Regions from separate parts of the Homo sapiens genome. Here region 1 is linked to region 2. Evidence: chromatin loops called from intact Hi-C (ENCODE). Cell type or tissue: natural killer cell. All regions are shown on one strand. Links, peaks and the distances in the headings refer to the core of each region. The heading gives the core; the rest is flanking DNA.

Region 1 (9,009 bases), core at 4,010-9,009, 81 kb after region 2:
CTCTTACATGAAACCTTCTCTGGAAACTCCCTGCTAAATTCTTATAGTTCTTTATTCCTCTAACTTATTATTATTTTACTATTTTTTGTATTGAGGACAGAATGGAATCCTACTCATCTATATCGTTCCTGCAACATCTTCTACATTATATGGTTCTCAAGAAGTGCGTAGAATACATTTACAACTCTGGTAGATGCCTTGAATTTGTTTGATAATTACTTTAAGAATGTTTTACATGCATCATTCTTAAAGTAATTAAGATGATTACATACATCATTTGATTCTCTAATACTTCTTCATACATTTTTAACTATATGTTTCTCACATTCACATTTTCTCTCCAGGTTGTAAGAACCTTCTAAACTATGCTATACCCTTCAACTTTTCTAAGCCTCAAGCACCATGCTGTGGATAGTAAATGCTTGCTGAATAAATGTGTAAGAATAACTGGGGCAGATGACAACATTATAGTAACAATAAGCCAATAAGCTCAGATGATGGCAAAACTACTTCTGGAATGACTTCAGGTAAACTGTTTATCATTTCTAAGTTTTAGTAACTTTGGCTAACTAAAATCCCTATCAAATTTCTTAGATCTCTTTCAGAATTTGCCACTTTCTCAAGCTTTTAATGTTAAAAAATTCTAAATTTAGGTTGATCTACTGGATCAAGCAAACATTTCCACTGATTTTAGTGTACATATTCTAGCTATCACTACTTTAATCATAAAACTATTTCAATTAATTATTAAATACACCAATAAAATTGGAGACTTGGGACTTGAGCAGGACTTCAGCTATTTAGTATTACACATGTATGTGTGTATATATATGTATGTGTATATATACATATGTGTGTATATATATGTATATATAAAACTAATCACTATATATAAAACATATATAAAACATATATAACATATATATAAAACTAATCACAAAGGAAAAACTTTTTGTGAGGGCAGGAAAAACCATAGGAAATGAGAGGAAAGGGAAGTGCTAACACACCAGAAGGAGGCAGGCTATTTCAGCATCTTTTAACTTAGTATTTTAGGTGATACAGAACACAGATATCCAAATGGCTTAATTCTATACTAAGTATAAAAACATGACTCTCCAGTATCATGAATCTTTTCAGGTGGCATTGTGGTGACGTTTCTTCCTTTTCATGTATGCCTTTATAGACGCCCTTTACAGAACCCTTAATAACACTAAACACAATGAATTCAGGAATTTAACTTTGTGCTCTAGCCACGATCTCAGAAATCCACATGACCTACAAAACTGGAGGCAAAGGAATTTGGGTTTTTGAAGATATAAATCCATTAATCGAATTTCTAGTTTAAAAAATGGAGCATTAGTTTTAAAAAGTAAACTAGACCTTAAATAAGAGGTTATCTAGATTTGTCACCCACCTACTCAACAAATATACATTGAATACAGTGTGCCAGGTGCTGGCACAATAATGATGATGATTGATAAGGTTCCTGAAATTAAATAATTTCAAACAAGTAATTATAGTTTTGAAGAAGTGCTATGTTGTTCTCAGTCTGAGTGACTGCACAATATAATAATGCTGGCTGAGGTATGACAAGGACAGGGAGTTACATAACACGTAATAAGAACCTGTAATGGAACATTAGGTCAAAGAAGACATCTGGGAAGACCTTCAAGTGTCTTGAATTTTCTAGAAACTAAAAGAAAATTAGAGTACAGTGAACAAGAGGGAGAACAGGTTGAAATGAAGCTGGAGAGGTAGGCAGGAACAGACTGAAGAGCTTTTAAAACTTTAAGTGGGGACTTCAGTACGAAGGTTCACCAGATCACACAGAGCTATGAAGGTCATATTAGAATTTTGGATTTAGGAGTTAGAAGAGATTTAGTGGCTGGGTGCAGTGGCTCACACCTATAATCCCAGCACTTTGGGAGGCCAAGGTGGGCAGATCACCTGAGGTGGGCGGATCACCTGAGGTCAGGAGTTCGAGACCAGCCTGACCAATATGGTGAAACCCCATCTCTACTAAAAATACAAAAATTATCTGGGCTATGGTGGTGCACACCTGTAATCCCAGCTACTCAGGAGGCTGAGGTGGGAGAATTGCTTGAATCCAGGAGGCAGAGGTTGCAGTGAGCTGAGATAGCACCATGGCACTCCAGCCTGGACAACAGAGAAGACCCCGTCTCAAAAAAAAGAGAGAGATTTAGTGGTTAGTTTAGGTCCTTCACTGGGATTAAAGTTGGGCCATAGGTAATTCAGTAAATTAGTTTCTTAAAATGGCTTAAGAGAATTCTTCTGAGACAAAAGGCAAACAGTTTTGGGTCATTTTGTTTTAAAAGCTGAGTAGGTAAATACAGCCATTTGTTGAGCACCATCAATGCGCAATGCAATGCACTTGAAATATCACCCACTTCCCCAGGGCTTTCTTAACTGACAGAAAAACGGGGAGAGTGACTTGAGTAGAGCATAAACATGACTAGGAAAAGTACTTAGAGCATAAATAGCGGTTTCTGAGAGCCTTTAGTGACTTTCTAGGAATATTTTCACTACCCTCTCCACTTTGATAACAAATACACTTTGATGTAGTCTCAAAGGAAATCTTTAGGCCTATGCTTCCATATCATTTCCAACCCCCAACAATAACTTCATGTGATGAAGTTTAACAACATTATAAATGGAAGGATGAGTATACAGTTCAGTAGCTCAAGATAATGGATATAAAGATCCAATAAATATAAAAGCTACCTTTTATTTAAAACGAGGCATATTCTTGGGTGCGGTGGCTCATGCCTGTAATACCAGCACTTTGGGAGGCCAAGGTAGGTGGATCTCTTGAGACCAGGAGTTCAAGACCAGCCTAGCAACATGGTGAAACCATCTCTACAAAAAATTAAAAAATTAGGCATGGTGGCCCATGCCCGTAGTCCCAGCTATTAGGTTAGTGAGAAAGTAATTGTGGTTTTTTGCCGTTAGTGGCTTTTTTTTTTTTTTTTGCCATTAGTGGCATTAGTGGCAAAAAAACCACAATTACTTACACACCAACCTAATACTTGGGGGGCTGAGGTGGGAGGATGGCTTGAGCTCAGGAGGTGGAGGTTGCAGTGAGCTGAGACTGCACCACTACACTCGAGCCTGGGCAACAGGTGAGTCAAAAAAAAAAAAAAAAAAGGCATTTTCTGAAACACAAGATTTAAGTGAAAGTAGTATTTGTAAGCTGGAAAGCCATGTACAAGTGCTAGCTCTAATTCAAATTTCCCACCCTTAATTCTTTCTTGTAAAGGACTGTCTTCAATTACATCCTGTATTCTTTCAATGGAACAAGAACACACGTTAAAAATGGTATTCAAACAAAGAAATACAGCAACTCAGTTTATTACATGCAGATTCTTCTGCATTGTTGCTAACAGTTCACTGGTCCAAAATTACTAAAATACTTAAAAAACTATACATTATGTAAACAAAACATAAATAAGACAGCATAGTTCTTTGTACATATATTTAGTACAGGTTGTTAGGGATTCTGGAATATGTACAATTTTACATCATGGACTGCATTTTTCACAATGCATAAATATATATATGTATTTTTTTTTTTACAGAAACAAAAATAAGATTTCACTAATGACACTGAATACCATATCATAGATATGCTGCAACAGTCCAAATTCAAGAAGAAACATGTCAATGTAAATGTGCAAAAGGCTAGCTTACTCTAAACTATTCAAACTTTGTTCACTTTATGTTCTACAGACAGGTAAATCCTGACTTTAAACACAGAACCTTGAAACCCTCCTCAGAACAGTAAGTGAAATGGAACAGATCTTTCCCTCCCCAAGAAAACAAAGCCTTGTTGCAAGCTAATGAAAAGATACATTAAAACACACACACACACACACACACACACACACACACACACACAATGTATAGTATGCTTTCAACAGTATAATAAACATTGAAAATTTTTATGGGAGTCAAAACAATGCCCCATTATTTAAAAACTGGCTCTTTTAGTCTAAATTCAAGATGCAGCTCTGTCAGGCTTCTCTAAGCCCGACGACTGAAAAGCAGGGAAGACAGACGCAGGACTTCGACTGGCAGATACAACAATCTGAGAGAGAGATGGAGAGAGTGAAGAAACCTTAGATGCTGGAGTATTTATGGTATTCAAAATGGCTCCTTCTGGGCTAACCAACAATTTTTTGACAGGTGGGTCCAAATGAAACACTGAAGTGCTACTTGGCAGTGGAGGATTACTGGGGCAAATGGCAGAAACCAAAGATGTCTTAGCCAAAAGAGTAGCTGGAGACTTAATTACTGAAGTCAGTGATACTGTTGGTACAGGAGGTGGAACAGGAACCTTAGCAGTTGTGTTTATGAGTTGTGGTGATGTATGTACTGTGGGTATAGAACTTGCATTCCCAAAAGAGTTTATAAATTTTGTAGGGCTTCTTAGAGGATGTTGTAGAGGTTGGCCACTTAAGGAATTATTTGATGCTAGTGTGATCTTCTGGGCAGAGTTATCTATTGGTGTAGATTGAATGCCTTGGCCACTGTTAAGAACTAAGGGGGCTCCATATTTTGGATTAGTAGATATAAGGAGAACATGGCTGCCAGCTCCAAGACCTTGTGGTGGAACAATAAACCGGGTTCCGTTAATCATAATCTGAGTACCAGGTGCCAAAGGTGTACTGGTATTGATGACTATTTTTTGCTGAATACAAGGTTCACTGAACTGACTCCCGACTAGACTAGTTACATTGGATGGTGCCGAAGCCGTGTGAATGGTAGTGCCACCTGGAGCAGAACTGTAACTGGGGGTTTTTACTAAAGCTTGCTGATTTGGCAGAGAAGCAAAATTGGACGTATTAGTTATTTTACCTGGACTTGTTGAAAGGGACGACAATTCAGTTTGAGGTTTATTTGTGTTTACATTTGTTGGCACTGTAGTTGAAATCCCTGGTGAATGGAACTGGAGTGAAGTCCGAGATTGTCTTTTAGAAATAGATACAGAACGTGTGGCTCCTGGTACTGCTGCCGAATGTGGAACTGTGTTTATTATTTTAGGGGATGTAGTCGCAGGTGTAGGTAAGGCAACCGTAACAGGAATTTGCAAAGCTGATGTTAAACATTTAGGAGACACTACTGGTTGTGTAGTTGAAATCAGAACAGATGATGCAAGGTGTCCTGTTTTCACAGTTGATATAGCCACAGTGTTTCCGAGACTTGATGAGCAAAGTCTATTTGACAAAATAGGCATAATTCTTGAAGAGGTATCATTTCCACTGACTAAAACAGGAGGTTGTGCCCCAGCTGAAGCAGAGGCTGAGGTCACTGGAAAGGAACCCAAAGATAAATTTGCTCCGGTAACTGAAAGCACATTTACTGCTCTTGCTGAAGAAACCACTGATTCATTAACAGGGGTAATATTCTGACTCACAAAATTTGAGCTTACTGGAACTGAATTACCACTTGTTGACAATGGCAAAATATAGCCCTTGCTACTTTTGTCTTCTCCTTTTGGGGTTACATTTTGTAATATGTTAATTGATGGTATAGCTGGCACAGTGCCTGAAGTATTTACAATTGCTTGACCTATGTTTAGTCCAATTTTCACATCCTTTATCTGAGACACAGCTGGTGATGAATTTATTTTTATTGGTGTGCCCACTGTAGACGGAATCAGTACTATTTGGGGTTGCTCTGGAGTCTTAACATATGCTTTATGCAATGGAGGAGGAAGAGTTTGTTTTAATGATTCTGCAACAAGAGTTGGGGTTGATGTACCACTAGGAACTGGGGCATTAATAAAAACTAATTTCTGGGCAGAAACACCTGTAGATGTCAGCGCAGGTGTCATATTAATTGCAGTTCCATTGCCAGAAGAAAGAATAGATGGAGCTGATACCAGCATAAGTTTCTGAACTGGAGTCCCACTGATTACATCTCCATTTGTTGCTGCTGTTGCTTCTGACCTTGTAACAGGGTAACTTTTTGTGATATAATCTACTTGTTGCTGTTTAGTTGGAGTATGAATAATATTTGCATTGTTTTGTCCAAAATTTGCTGCTGATATGCTAATTACACTTACCGAACTACTTGTTGTTGATGGTAGTAGAGTACTAGAACAAATAGAGGACTTCAAGGGAGAAGAGGGCATGTGTGAAGTTTTATCTATCACGTGGCCCAAATCACCACTGCCAGTGGTGTGGCCTAATGTAAGTTTGAGATTTTTCCCCATGGATGGGGCAAAGCTAGCTGGAATGGAAACAGAAGTTGGTGTTTGGCTAAAAGGTGAAAGACTAGATGTAGTAGTTGTTCCAGCTACAGGTGAAAAAGCAGAGGAAGAAGTTGTTGATTTTGGCACCAGAAATGCCTGCAGCTGAGGAGCAAAAGTGAAAACTGAACTTGAAGATACAGTATTGGGTGAATTTTGATCTGGGTTGGTCTGTACTTTTACAACTCCAGTGTTCCCACCTCGTGTCCTAACAAGAATTGACTGTGAATCTCTTATGCACACAGTTTTCAGCTCTTGCTTTGCTTCAGAAGAATCAGCAGTCTGTTGTGCAAAACAGTTGAAGGAACTACCAGGATTTGTAGACCCATTTAGTGTTGTTGTTGATGACAGAGGCTGACCTGTGGAGGAAATGGTCGGTGAAGCACTGGGCAAGGAGAATGTGGCTGCTGAAACTGCATTCTTGGCTTTTCCTGCCTCACTCTGGCTAGTCTTAACTGATGGTGTTAATAAGTTACTTACAGAGGTTACAGGCGACAAAGGCTGTGGTCTAGCACTACTTATATTTGATAAAGGTGTAATTGTTTTGTTGAAAGCTGTATTTGGTAGTTGGGTAGAAACAGTTCCTGGTGAGTTGACAAAAACTGATGCTAAAGAAGAATTTATATTTGTTGTCTGTGGGAAAGATGAACAATGTTGTTCTGTACCTTTCTGTTGAAGTGGTGGCACTTCTTTTGCAACTGCTTTTCCTTCTTTATGCTGAATCACAAAATTCTTAGGCAGAATAAGAACTTGCTGCATGATTTTTTCTCCTGTTTTAGGATCCACCATAGGCTGCACCTGAATCTTTACAGAGCTATTTTGAAGATCTATTGGCAACCACTGGCCACAGGGCATTTTGTATACCATTTGTAAAGGACCTTTTGTATTGGTGTGGCAGGTCAATGCTGGCTTTATCGGGCTTGCTTCCGGAGGAGATAAAACTGGTTTTTCCACAGCAAGAGCATTTCTACCTGTGGAAGGAGGCAGTTGATTTGTTAAGGTCACTTTATTCCCAATATTCTTTGCAAGCAAAGCCTGAATGGGTTTGGTCCCTTTCTGGAGAGTAGACACTGGTACTGAATCCAATGAGGCAAATGACTCTGGAAATGATGGCTCTGTATGCTTTGATTCACTGAAACAGTCAATCTGCACATCACTTTCTAGATTCTCAACTGTTGTCTCATTTGTGCTTAACTTTGCCTTCTTCCTTGGAGAAAGCTCTTTTGTGCTGTCATCCACATAATCAGTTTGTTTGGACTGTCGTTTAAGTGTTTTAAGCAGTGTCTTCGGTAAGTCTTTTGAAGGCAATTCCTTTTTCAACAGCTTGCTTCTAGCCATAGGAAAATCTATTTCTGACAACTTCATATCATCTGAAAATTATAAAAACGGGCATTTTGTTTATATAAAACAGCAACTAAATAGTAATAACATCAACTGTAAAAAAGAAAGTCAATCTTTGAGCTGGCAGTGTATTAAGAAATCTACTGCAGGGTGATTCAAAAGCCTTAGCACCACTGATGAAGACAAAGGTAAGGTCATCTTTGACATGATAATCTAGATATCATAACCATGCCCAAGAAAAACCTATTATTGAGAAAATTTTTTTGGTCAAAATTTTTGGTCAAGAATTCTGCTAATTCTTCTGCCAGTGTAAGTGCAAAAAACTGTTTCATTAGAAATACCCAAATAAACAATCAGGGCTCAGAATTTAATTTGCAAAGGAATCTAGTTCTCTTTTTCTAGCTAGGAACATTTTGATACCATAGAGAGATGGTTCTCCAATCTATTCTATTTCTAGAGACTCTAAAGGACAAAAAATATCCAGCTTTTACTGATGTTCATCCTTATAGTGAAAAAATTTATGTTCATATTCGGTCAAACTAGGTTTATAAGACATTACTCTTAATTTGCCAAAGATGGAAAACAATAAGTTAATGCATTTCTAACCACTCTGTTGCCCATATTAACCTCTACATAACCAAAGAAAGTCATTAAACTAGATTTACATAACGTAATCTGATAAACTGAAATGAATTACAGGTAATCTAATCCAGCCCTTTATCCTTATTAAAATGATGTGTTCATTCTGGTCTCATTAGGCCATCAACCATGGTAATTCCTGAAAAAATAATCTTCACAATATTAAGAACTTGTCAAATTCTATTTCTAAAGTAAATTTCAGATACAGTGCTTCAAAAATACTAATAATAAAAAGAAGAGCATGAACCAATTTCAAAGGGATTACAGATCAAGGGTGTGTGGTTTGTAATGGGCAATGACAGGCCTACAGTTTGCAGTCAATTACTGGCTCCTGAAACTCCTAGAAATGTAATAATGACTCCAAGAAACTTTTTTTTTTTTTTGAGACAGCATTTTGCTCTGTTGCCCAGTCTAGAAAGCAGTGGACAGCTCACTGTAACCTTAAATTCCTGGCCTCAAGTGATACTCCTATCTCGACCTCTTGAATAGCTGGGACTACAGGGATGCAACCACCATGCCTGGCTAATTTTTATTTATTTTTTTGTTGAGATGGGGTCTCGCTATGTTGCCTAGGCTAGTAGAAACTTCTTATAAGGATGTGGACACTACTTCTTCAAAACATAACAGATTTCCCTAATCAATATATTTCATTGACCATATTATCTTTTGCCTTCACAGCAAACAAAAACTTCTCTTTGTGCCTTCAGTGTTGACTTAAAAAAAAAGTTTAATGCTTACCTGAATCAAAGTGATCTTTC
Region 2 (9,207 bases), core at 2,632-7,631:
AGCAGAAGGATGCCTTTTACATGATGTTACAGTGACATTCAAATCAGGTGAGGTACCAAGCCAAGAGATGAGAAGTGAGCCCAAACCAGTTGCAGAAAAAAGAAGCAGTTGTCAAAAGCTGACAGGCAGAGCAAGTCAAAACCAAGTGCAAGGATTCCAAACGTGGAAGAGTTTATGGGTAAATGTAGCTAGGTGCTGTTGCGGATAGCTTGGTTTTCTGTGCTCACTGAGGTGGTATGAGAGTGAACCAGCTTTGTTTAAAGGTTCAGGGTACACCATCAGTTTTTTTAGGTTTTTGTTTGTTTGTTTGTTTAGATCCCTTAAGGCTAAAGCTTGGGCGTCAGGGTGCTGTTGGACAATTGATCTTTCCAACTCTGAAGCTCTGAAATGGAACATTCAGGAACTGGTGACAATGGTCAGCTCCACGGATCACCTCCAACAAGCCAGGAAACCTGGGGGCTGACAGTGCTGGCAAGAAAGGGCATTCTAAAAGGCACATGAGCCAGATCTGTAAATCTTCAGAGCTTTTCTACCCCCATGAGCTTAACGGGCCTTGGAGCCTAGGGAGAGGGTAATTGCACTCTACTTTTAACCCCCCCTCAAATTCTGGGCTGGTCCCCTGTGTTTTCTACGTCCCTGTATCTAGGTAGGCACAGAGAAGTTAGAGAACAAGCCTGGCTGCATTGCTAGCTGAAGCCACTATGTCAGTTTACCTTTTTTCCATGGCCTAGTAGAAAAGAGATTCTCTGATTCTGGAATACTCTATATTCATCTTAAAAGCCTTTCTGAAACAAATGGGGTTGAGACGATTGGTTATTTTCTCTTTTTTTAGAGACAGGTTCTAACTATGTTGCCTAGGCTGGACTTGAACTCCTGACCTCAAGCAATACTGCTGCCTTAGCCTCCCAAGTAACTGGTACTATAGGTGTGCCACTGCACCTGGCCAATTGGTTCTTTAGGGGAAAAAAATCAAATTAGAACCTCATACCATATTACACACACATCCACACACACCCACAATATTCAAGTACAATTCAGAATCAAATATCAACAACTTTTTAACTAGTACAAAAATAAGATGAATATAATTAAATATTTATAATAATCAAGACTCAAAAGTACAAGGACTCTTTAATCAAAAGACAAGTGGAAGATATCATAAAGGGAAAAATCACATATTGGCTACACAAAATTAAAAACTTCTATACATCAAAAACAGTCACCAAAAAGATGAAAAGTCAAATGACAAATGGAGGACATGATTTTCAAAAAACGTTTTTCAAAAAGGGGATAATATGTGTTATATACATTATTCTTTCTCACTCTTTCTGTTCGTGTGTGTGTGTATATGCATGCGTGCACAAAAATCGGTAAGAAAAATATCAACGCCTCAATAGAAAAACATGTAAACCATTCACTTTTTGTAGCAAAGGAATGCATGTGAAAATGTGGACCATTTTTATCACATTGAAAAAGCATTTTTTCACTGGGCACAGTAGCTCAGCCTATAATCCCAGCACTTTGGGAGGCTGAGGCAGGCAGATAACTTGAGGCCAGGAATTCGAGAGCAGCCTGGGAAACATGGTAAAACCCCATCTCTACTAAAAATATTAGCTGAGTGTGGTGGCATGCACCTGTACTCAGGAGGCTGAGGTGGGAGGCAAGAAAGGGCATTCCAAAAGGCACATGGGCCAGGACTTGCAGTGAGCCAACATCACGCACTGCCCTCCAGCCTGGATTATAGAACGAGACTGTGTCTCCAAAAAAAAAGAAAAAAGCTATTTTTTAAAATTATAATATGCACATTTGGCAAACATTTTATTTCTAGGCACTTTTGTGTGATGCTGGAGGACTACATATTGAAAAGACCTTTCTGGAAAGCAATTATGGAAGATGTACCAGGAGCCTTAAAAGAATTCACAGGCAGGGTGCAGTAGCTCATGCCTATAACTCCAGCACTTCGGAAGGTCGAGGGGGGTGAATCACTTGAGTCCAGGAGTTTGAGACCAGCCTGGGCAACATAGCAAGACCCCATCTCTACAAAAAATACCAAAAAAATTAGCTGGGTGTGGTGGTGCATGTCTATACTCCCGTCTACTAGGGAGACTGAGGTGAGAGGATCGCTTCCAGGAGGTCAAGGCTGCCATAGCGCCACTGCACTCCAGCCTGGGCGACAGGGCAAAACCCTGTATCAAAAAAAAAAAAGAAGAAGAAGAAGAATTCATGGTTTTTGATGTAGTAATTTCATATGTAGACATCTATCAAAGGTGTGATTTCAAAAAATGCAAAAGGATACTCATCTGTAAAAATCAAATATATGGAAATGACTTAAGCATATAAAAATAAGAGTTAAATAAATTATAGTACATTCAGAGTTTGGAACGTCATATATTATTAAACACAACTTTACCAAAGTCTGTTTAATAACGTGAGGGAAATGCTCACATTATAAATATTAAGAGAAACAAAAAAAAAAGACACAAAATGGAAATAGATAAGAATATACTAGTGAATAGTAAATAAAAGAAAGGAAAGAACACTAAAGCAATAACAGTGGTTATCTCTGGGTGATTTTCCCCCTCTATTCATTTCTCTACTTTCCACCATTTCTGCCATGAGTTCAGTGTTCCCTTTAAGAGCCATGGGCCTGGCATCAGTCTCCAGCAACCCTGTGCCTAGGAAGGCACTTGTCTGTAGATCACCATCATTTTAAGCCTTAGGAAGGCAGTTTATAAATTGATTCCAACATGGATGTGATCCAGGAGGGGAATGCAATGTCAAAAAGCTGATCTCCAGCCTGTATTCCTCAAGCACATTTCTAGACTAAAAAGTTTAGGGTCAAGATTCAGTAATTAATCAATTGCTGAACCAATTAAAAAAAACTGAGAGAATTTTCACTTAATCATTGTTCTTTAAATTCAGTCTGTGACCTGGGAGAAGAATTGGTGCATATACTTTTTAATGGCTTTGGATTTTGAATTTACTTTTCCCTCCTTCATAGCACATTCCTCATACAATAGGAGAAGAACCCATGAACCCGGAAGTCTCTAGGGATTTATTTGAGGGTCACACACCCAGGGCTCTGTTTGACTTTCTCCACTGGGCTGCAGTGGCAGGTGAGTTAGGACACAGGAGGTGACTCAGCAGTTTGGGAATGAGAGTCACTGACTCATGTGAATTTGCTCCATGCTGAAACTCGATTGTTTTAGTGAACTAAAACATTAATGAGAGTTTACATTGCCAGAGCTCAGCACATCTAGGTGTGCGCACCTGGAGACCCCCAGCACTTCCTGAGCCCCCCTCTACGTAGCTATCTCCTCCTGCAGCCCCCTGAAGCCCTCTTGCAGGCTGTGTCCTGGAACGGTTTCACTTGGCTTTCGGGCTGCATGACCTTCTTCAGGTCTTTACTGGCCTAAAATAGCCTCTGCAGCTGCTGCTTTCCAAGATGCCCAAAGGAGAAAAGAGACAACAATGGATCTTGTAGGAAAATGGCAAATATCTCTCAAAGTGTGGTCTGAGGACCATGTAATATGAGAATCACATGAGGACTTGCTAAAAAAATCATCCTCCTGTGTCCTACCCACCTACTTGGTACATTAGCAATCCATAAGCAGAAAGTCTAGGCCGGGCACGGTGGCTCACGCCTGTAATCTCAGCACTTTGGGAGGCTGAGGTGGGCGAATCACTTGAGGTCAGGAGTTTGTGACCAACCTGGCCAACATGGTGAAACCCCGTCTCTACTAAAAATACAGAAATTAACCAGGCGTGGTGGCGCAGGCCTGTAATTCCAGCTACTCAAGAGGCTGAGGCAGGAGAATCACTCGAACCTGGGAAGCTGAGATTGCAGCGAGCTGTGATGACACCACTGCATTCCAGCCTGGGTGACAGAGTGAGACTTCGTCAAAAAAGAAAGAAAGAGAGAGAGAGAAGAGAGAACGGAAGGAAGGGAGGAAGGGAGGAAGGTTGGGAGGGAGGGAGAGTCTACTGCATCCAACTCTAGAGGTAGGATCCTGTAATCTGTGATTCCTACATAAGCTAAAATGGTAAATCATGCCATAGCCAAGGGTTCACATGTCCAAGAAGGATGTAGGCCAACTGTGATGATCCTGGGCCAGATCACCCCTCCTGCAGCTTTATGAATGTCAGGTCTGCACTGCCATCTTCTCCCTCCCTACCCATGCCCACTGCCCCTCCCCGGCCCCCAGGGCCAGAAAGACTGCATAGCACCTTGCCACACCACATTGGAAAATAGGGATGCAAGAGGCAGTACGATGCCGCAGTTCAGAGCATGGGTGCTGCGCTGAAAGCACTCCAGTATGTTCTTCTGTAACCTGCGGTGTATCCTCCAACGAATGACTTAATTTTGTTATGCCCGTTTCTTCATCTGAGAAGTGGGGTTAATAGGGTTGTCCTGAGGCCCTAGATCAGGAGACCTGTGCCAGCTGTTGCTATTATTCTGTGGTTGGAACCTTCATTTGCATGGCATTAAAACCTTCATTTGCATGGCATTACAGAGGCCAATCACTCCTCTGCTCTGTAGTTGGCTAGGTGGATGAAAGGCAATAGAAAATGCTTAGCCAAGTTCTTTCATAGCAACCTAATTTAAAGTTGATGAAAGGCAACTTGTCACATGAGCCTGAGGCGAACTTGATTTATATTTTACTTAAAGGGCAACTTTTTAATTGTTAAGTGTTACTGTTCTGCTCTCCCTACCCGTAGGAATGTAACATTCATACCCTTGCAGGTATGTACCTCTTTATTAGTTCCTTCTTGTGAAAGGCGGTGTAAAAAAACCTGTTATCCTTTCTCATCTCAAGTCTTTAGTTCCCCTTGGTACATTAGCAATCCATAAGCAGAAAGCCAGAAGTACCAAGAATAGGTTCTCTATTTTTAAAAAATTATAAAAACTTGTTCACAATATGATTCAGCTACAAAAAGGAATGAAGTACTGATACGTACTATAATGGGATGAGCCTTGAAAACATTGTGCTAAGTGGAAGACACCAGACACAGCAGGTCACATATTATCTGATTCCACTCATTTAAAATATCCAGAATAGGTAACTGCATAGAGGCAGAACACAGGTTGGTGGTTAGAACGGACAGGGCAGAGGCGAGAATGGAATCAACTGCTTAAAAGGTATGGGGTTTCCTTTCTGGGTGAAGAAAATGTTTTGGGGCCAGGTGTGGTGGCTCATACCTGTAATCCCAACACTTTGGGAGGCTGAGGCCAGTGGATCACTTGAGGTCAGGAGATCAAGACCAGCCTCGCCAACATAGTGAAACCTGTCTCCACTAAAACATGCAGCTGGGCATGGTGGCACGTGCCTGTAATCCCAGCTACTCAGGAGGCTGAGGCACAAGAATCACTTGAACCCGGGAGGCAGAGGCTGCAGTGAGCCAAGATTGCGCCAATGTGTGTCCGGAACTGGTTCCTTCAGGTGAGTTCTTGGTCTCGCTGACTTCAAGAATGAAGCTGTGGACCCTCGCGGTGAGTGTGACAGTTCTTAAAGATGGTGTGTCTGGAGTTTCTTCCTTGTGGTGGGTTTGTGGTCTCACTTGACTTCAGGAGTGAAACCACATATCTTCGCAGTGAGTGTTACAGCTCTTAAAGGTGGCGCATCCGGAGTTGTTTTTTCCTCCTGGTGGGTTCATGGTCTTGCTGACTTCAGGAGTAAAGCTGCAGACACAGACCTTCACAGTGAGCGTTACAGCATATAAAGGTAGTGCGGACCCAAAGAGTGAGCAGCAGCAAGATTTATTGTGAAAACAGAAAGAACAAAGCCTCCACACAGTGCAAGGGGACTGGAGCAGGTTGCAGCTGCTGGCTGGGGTGGCCAGCTTTTATTCCCTTACTTGGCCCCGCCCACATCCTGCTGATTGGTCCATTTTACAGAGTGCTGATTGGTCCGTTTTTACAGAGTGATGATTGGTGCATTTACAAATCTTTAGCTAGACACAGAGCACTGGTTGGTGTGTTTACAATCCTTTAGCTAGACAGAGAAGTTCTCCAAGTCCCCACCAGACCCAGAAGCCCAACCGGCTTCACCTCTCAACTGCACTCCAGCCTGGGTGACAGGCAGAACGAGACTGTCTCAAAAAAAAAAAAAAAAGAAAGAAAAGAAAAAAGAAAAAAAGAAAATGTTTTGGAACTAGATAGCTGTGGTTTGCACAACATTATAAAGTACTAAATGCCACAAAGTTGTTCACTTTTAAAACAATTTTATATTATGTAAATTTCACCTCAATCAGAAACAAACTTATTAATTGTATATTATTCACAGCTGACTGTAGCAAGTAGACTATAAAAAGAAGTCTTAATTCCAGAGACAAATGCCTCCCCAAGTTCACTTTCAGTAAGCCATTTGCTACTCTGTTGCTGTTATAAATTGTGATGATAATAAGTGCCTTGGATTTCAGTAGCCTCTTACTTCCAAGCAATTCAAAGTACTAAATCAGGATTTCTGATCTCCGTTTTTTAAAGAAAATCAATAAACAGATCTGTAGCAGAGATGCTGATTCTTTAGAAAAGGCTAAGGAAATCGCTTAATTCATAGCCTAAAGTTTTAAAAGCCTTTTCCCTCTCAGATTCCTTCATGATTCTAATATCCTAGCCAGAGATAAGGCTAATCTTTAAGAAGCTCCACAAAGTTGTGAGCCCAAATTAAGAGATTCAGATACAAAAAGCCAAGTGACAAACAGACTTGTTATTCAAAAGTGCTATTATGTCAGCAAGGTAATTGGGACTTATTTAGGGAACAGAAAAGAGCATTTACCAACCATTTCCTGACATGGGCAGATAAGGTGATAGAATAAAACAGGTCAGGTTAAGGTTAGAAGGAGTGGTAAGGACTGGCGTGAACTAGAACCCTGGCTCCACCTAAATCAGTAACAGTAACCATAGCTCTGCGGAATTTGGGGCTCAGCACAGCCAAATCTGCTATTTTTTCAAGAAATGACAGAAACTCAGATATTTATGTGAAACCTTCTGCTCTGTTAATGTTGGAAACAAATTTAAAAAGAGAAGAACATTTTGTGTGCCAAAGAAAATAGGTGTGTAAACTGGATTCCACCCACCTGCTGCCAGTTTGAAGCCTCTGAGCCCTCACCTTTAAGCCCTCAAGGACATACTTGATTAAAGATAAAATATTTCCCTGAGTGGGGATCAGGTTATTCATGAGATTCTTATCTCCAGATTTGGGGGAAAGTTTATAGTGCTAGAATGTATCAGATGTAGCTAGCCAGTCAAGTCTCTTTCTTCTCTCCTTCTTAGTTGAGAGGTCAGTCTTGTCAAATGCCCCCCTCCCCGCTTCTAGCCACTGCTTTGTTTATTTTGCAGGAACAGTGAATAAGTAGCAGAACGCTTTCTGAAGTTTTTGCTGATGCAGAGCCGAAGATCTCTGCTACAACAAATGTTCTGAAATGGAGTCTTCTCTCTCATCCCCATCCCCTACCACGGACAGTGTTGCACACACCGGGGTTGTAAAACTCAAAGGCAGAGTTACAGCCCTCCTGGATTTTAGACCAAGCCTGGGGATATGCAGCTGTATTTACTCTTCTTGTGTGTCCTGGGGGGAGGAAGGATGGGAAGAGCAGTGCATCCTGGAACCGTGGCTATGGAAAATAACGAGCACTCCTCCACCCCCTGGCCAATACCGGCACAGACTTAATTTGAGGGGTAATGTTCTGTGAAGTATGATGGCATTTCCGGGAGAAGAATCTCAGTCAGACCTACAATCAAACATACATTTCCTTACCAGGGGTAAGGAAAAAAATCTTTCCTCTTAAAATTAGACACCCTGTCCTGGAAAACACTAACATCCTACATCCTGAGACTTCCTTCCTGCAGCCTTCCAGCTCTTTCTGCCCAGACTCAGATGTAAGTGGCCAAGTAGCCACAGGCTGCCTAGCAGAGAAGATTTTGTGTTTTTTTGTTTGTTTGTTCGTTTGTTTCAAGACAGAGTCTTGCTCTGTCACCCCAGACTATAGTGCAGTGATGCGATTTCAGTTCACTGCAACCTCTGTCTCCCAGGTTCAAGTGATTCTTGTGCCTCAGCCTTCTGAGTAGCTCTTATTATAGGCATGTACCACCATGCCTGGCTAATTTTTGTATTTTTAGTAGAGATGGTGTTTTGCCATGTTTCCAGGCTGGTCTCAAACCCCTAGGCTCAAGTGACCCACCCTCCTTGGCCTCCCAAAGTGCTGGGATTACAGGCGTGAGCCACCACGCCTGGCCCTAGCAGAGAAGATTACAGTCAATCTTTGTGAGAACTAAAGAGAAACTTCTGCCGTCACCTTTGCGGAGAACTGTCAAGGAGCCGCTTGGTCAGAAGAGCAGGAACTCCTCTGGAAGAAGCCTGGGCATACCTCCTGCACCCCTCCTCATCCCCTTTTTGTTTATATATGGGTGGATTTTTCAACTTTATCAGCCTTGCAGGAAACCATAAATATATTTCCAGTTGACAGTCAAGTTTTCTGGTTGTGAACCTCAGGTCTTCTAAAGTCACCATCTGCTACAGAAACAAAAGTCAACAAATACCACATTCTTCCCAACTGGTCTACCAAAAATTATGGCTGCTTTGAGCATGTCAGCCTTGTGGTTTTCTTCAGAGGGCAGGATGTGTCCTGGCCCCTCTGGTAGTTTAGCTTGGTTTCCTGCCAAAGCGAACAGGGGAAAATGTCCCCCCACCCCCGCCAGCTCTTCCTTGGGGCAGTATAGGGCCTTTGAAACTTAAACTTGCATTTGTCGAGCCTAAAACTTGAATCATCGTGTTTTGTTTTTGTTTCCATTGGGAAACTTTCAGTGTTTTTTTTTTTTGTTGTTGTGGTGGTGGTGGTTTAATTTTTTTATAAATCATTGTTTCTTCTTAAAGTTTTAATGCCCCTGACCTGTGACTCTGAGAGGATTTGACAAATTATCTGTGCTCTTAAAAGGAAGTTTCTTGTCAGGTGTTTTTGCTTGTGCCTATAATCCCAGCTACTTGGGAGGCCAAGGCGGGAGGATCACTTGAAACCAGGAGTTCAAGACCAGCCTGGGCAACATAGCAAGACCCCATTTCAAAATAATAATAATATTAAAAGTAACTTTCTTAAAGTTTGAGGGAGTGGGGAGGAGGATGAAGAGAGAGAGAGAATAACTTATTCAAGTTATCTTCTCTTTTTCTTTCACAAAACTAACTCCTGATTGATTGATTGATTGATCGATCG

The links. Peaks named below come from ENCODE experiments on the same cell type or tissue, not always from the same donor. Only the 100,000 strongest peaks of a DNase experiment are listed, where the experiment ranks them.
Region 1: it touches region 2 in a loop (2.8-fold over the local background); 2 of 110 quality-filtered maps call a loop at or near these places.

The regions. Positions count from the first base shown.
Region 1 is chr9:5,915,669-5,924,677 of GRCh38, forward strand. BRD10 (bromodomain containing 10) reads right to left here. Exons shown (of 8, transcript NM_001017969.3): 7 at 8,990-9,009; 8 at 3,354-7,641. The coding sequence ends at 4,016. Among named protein-coding and RNA genes, the nearest start is that of MLANA, 29 kb to the left of the region's middle. In natural killer cell, for the core only: no CTCF peak of the experiment used is centred there; no DNase peak of the experiment used is centred there; H3K27ac peaks cover 1,398 bases.
Region 2 is chr9:5,836,338-5,845,544 of GRCh38, forward strand. It overlaps a transcript of ERMP1 not described here. Among named protein-coding and RNA genes, the nearest start is that of ERMP1, 7.8 kb to the left of the region's middle. RefSeq lists cis regulatory regions at 2,856-3,445, 3,126-3,136 and enhancers at 2,952-3,246, 3,069-3,213, 5,418-5,567, 8,176-8,295, 8,426-8,545. In natural killer cell, for the core only: no CTCF peak of the experiment used is centred there; DNase peaks (open chromatin) are centred at 5,114 and 5,614; H3K27ac peaks cover 2,410 bases.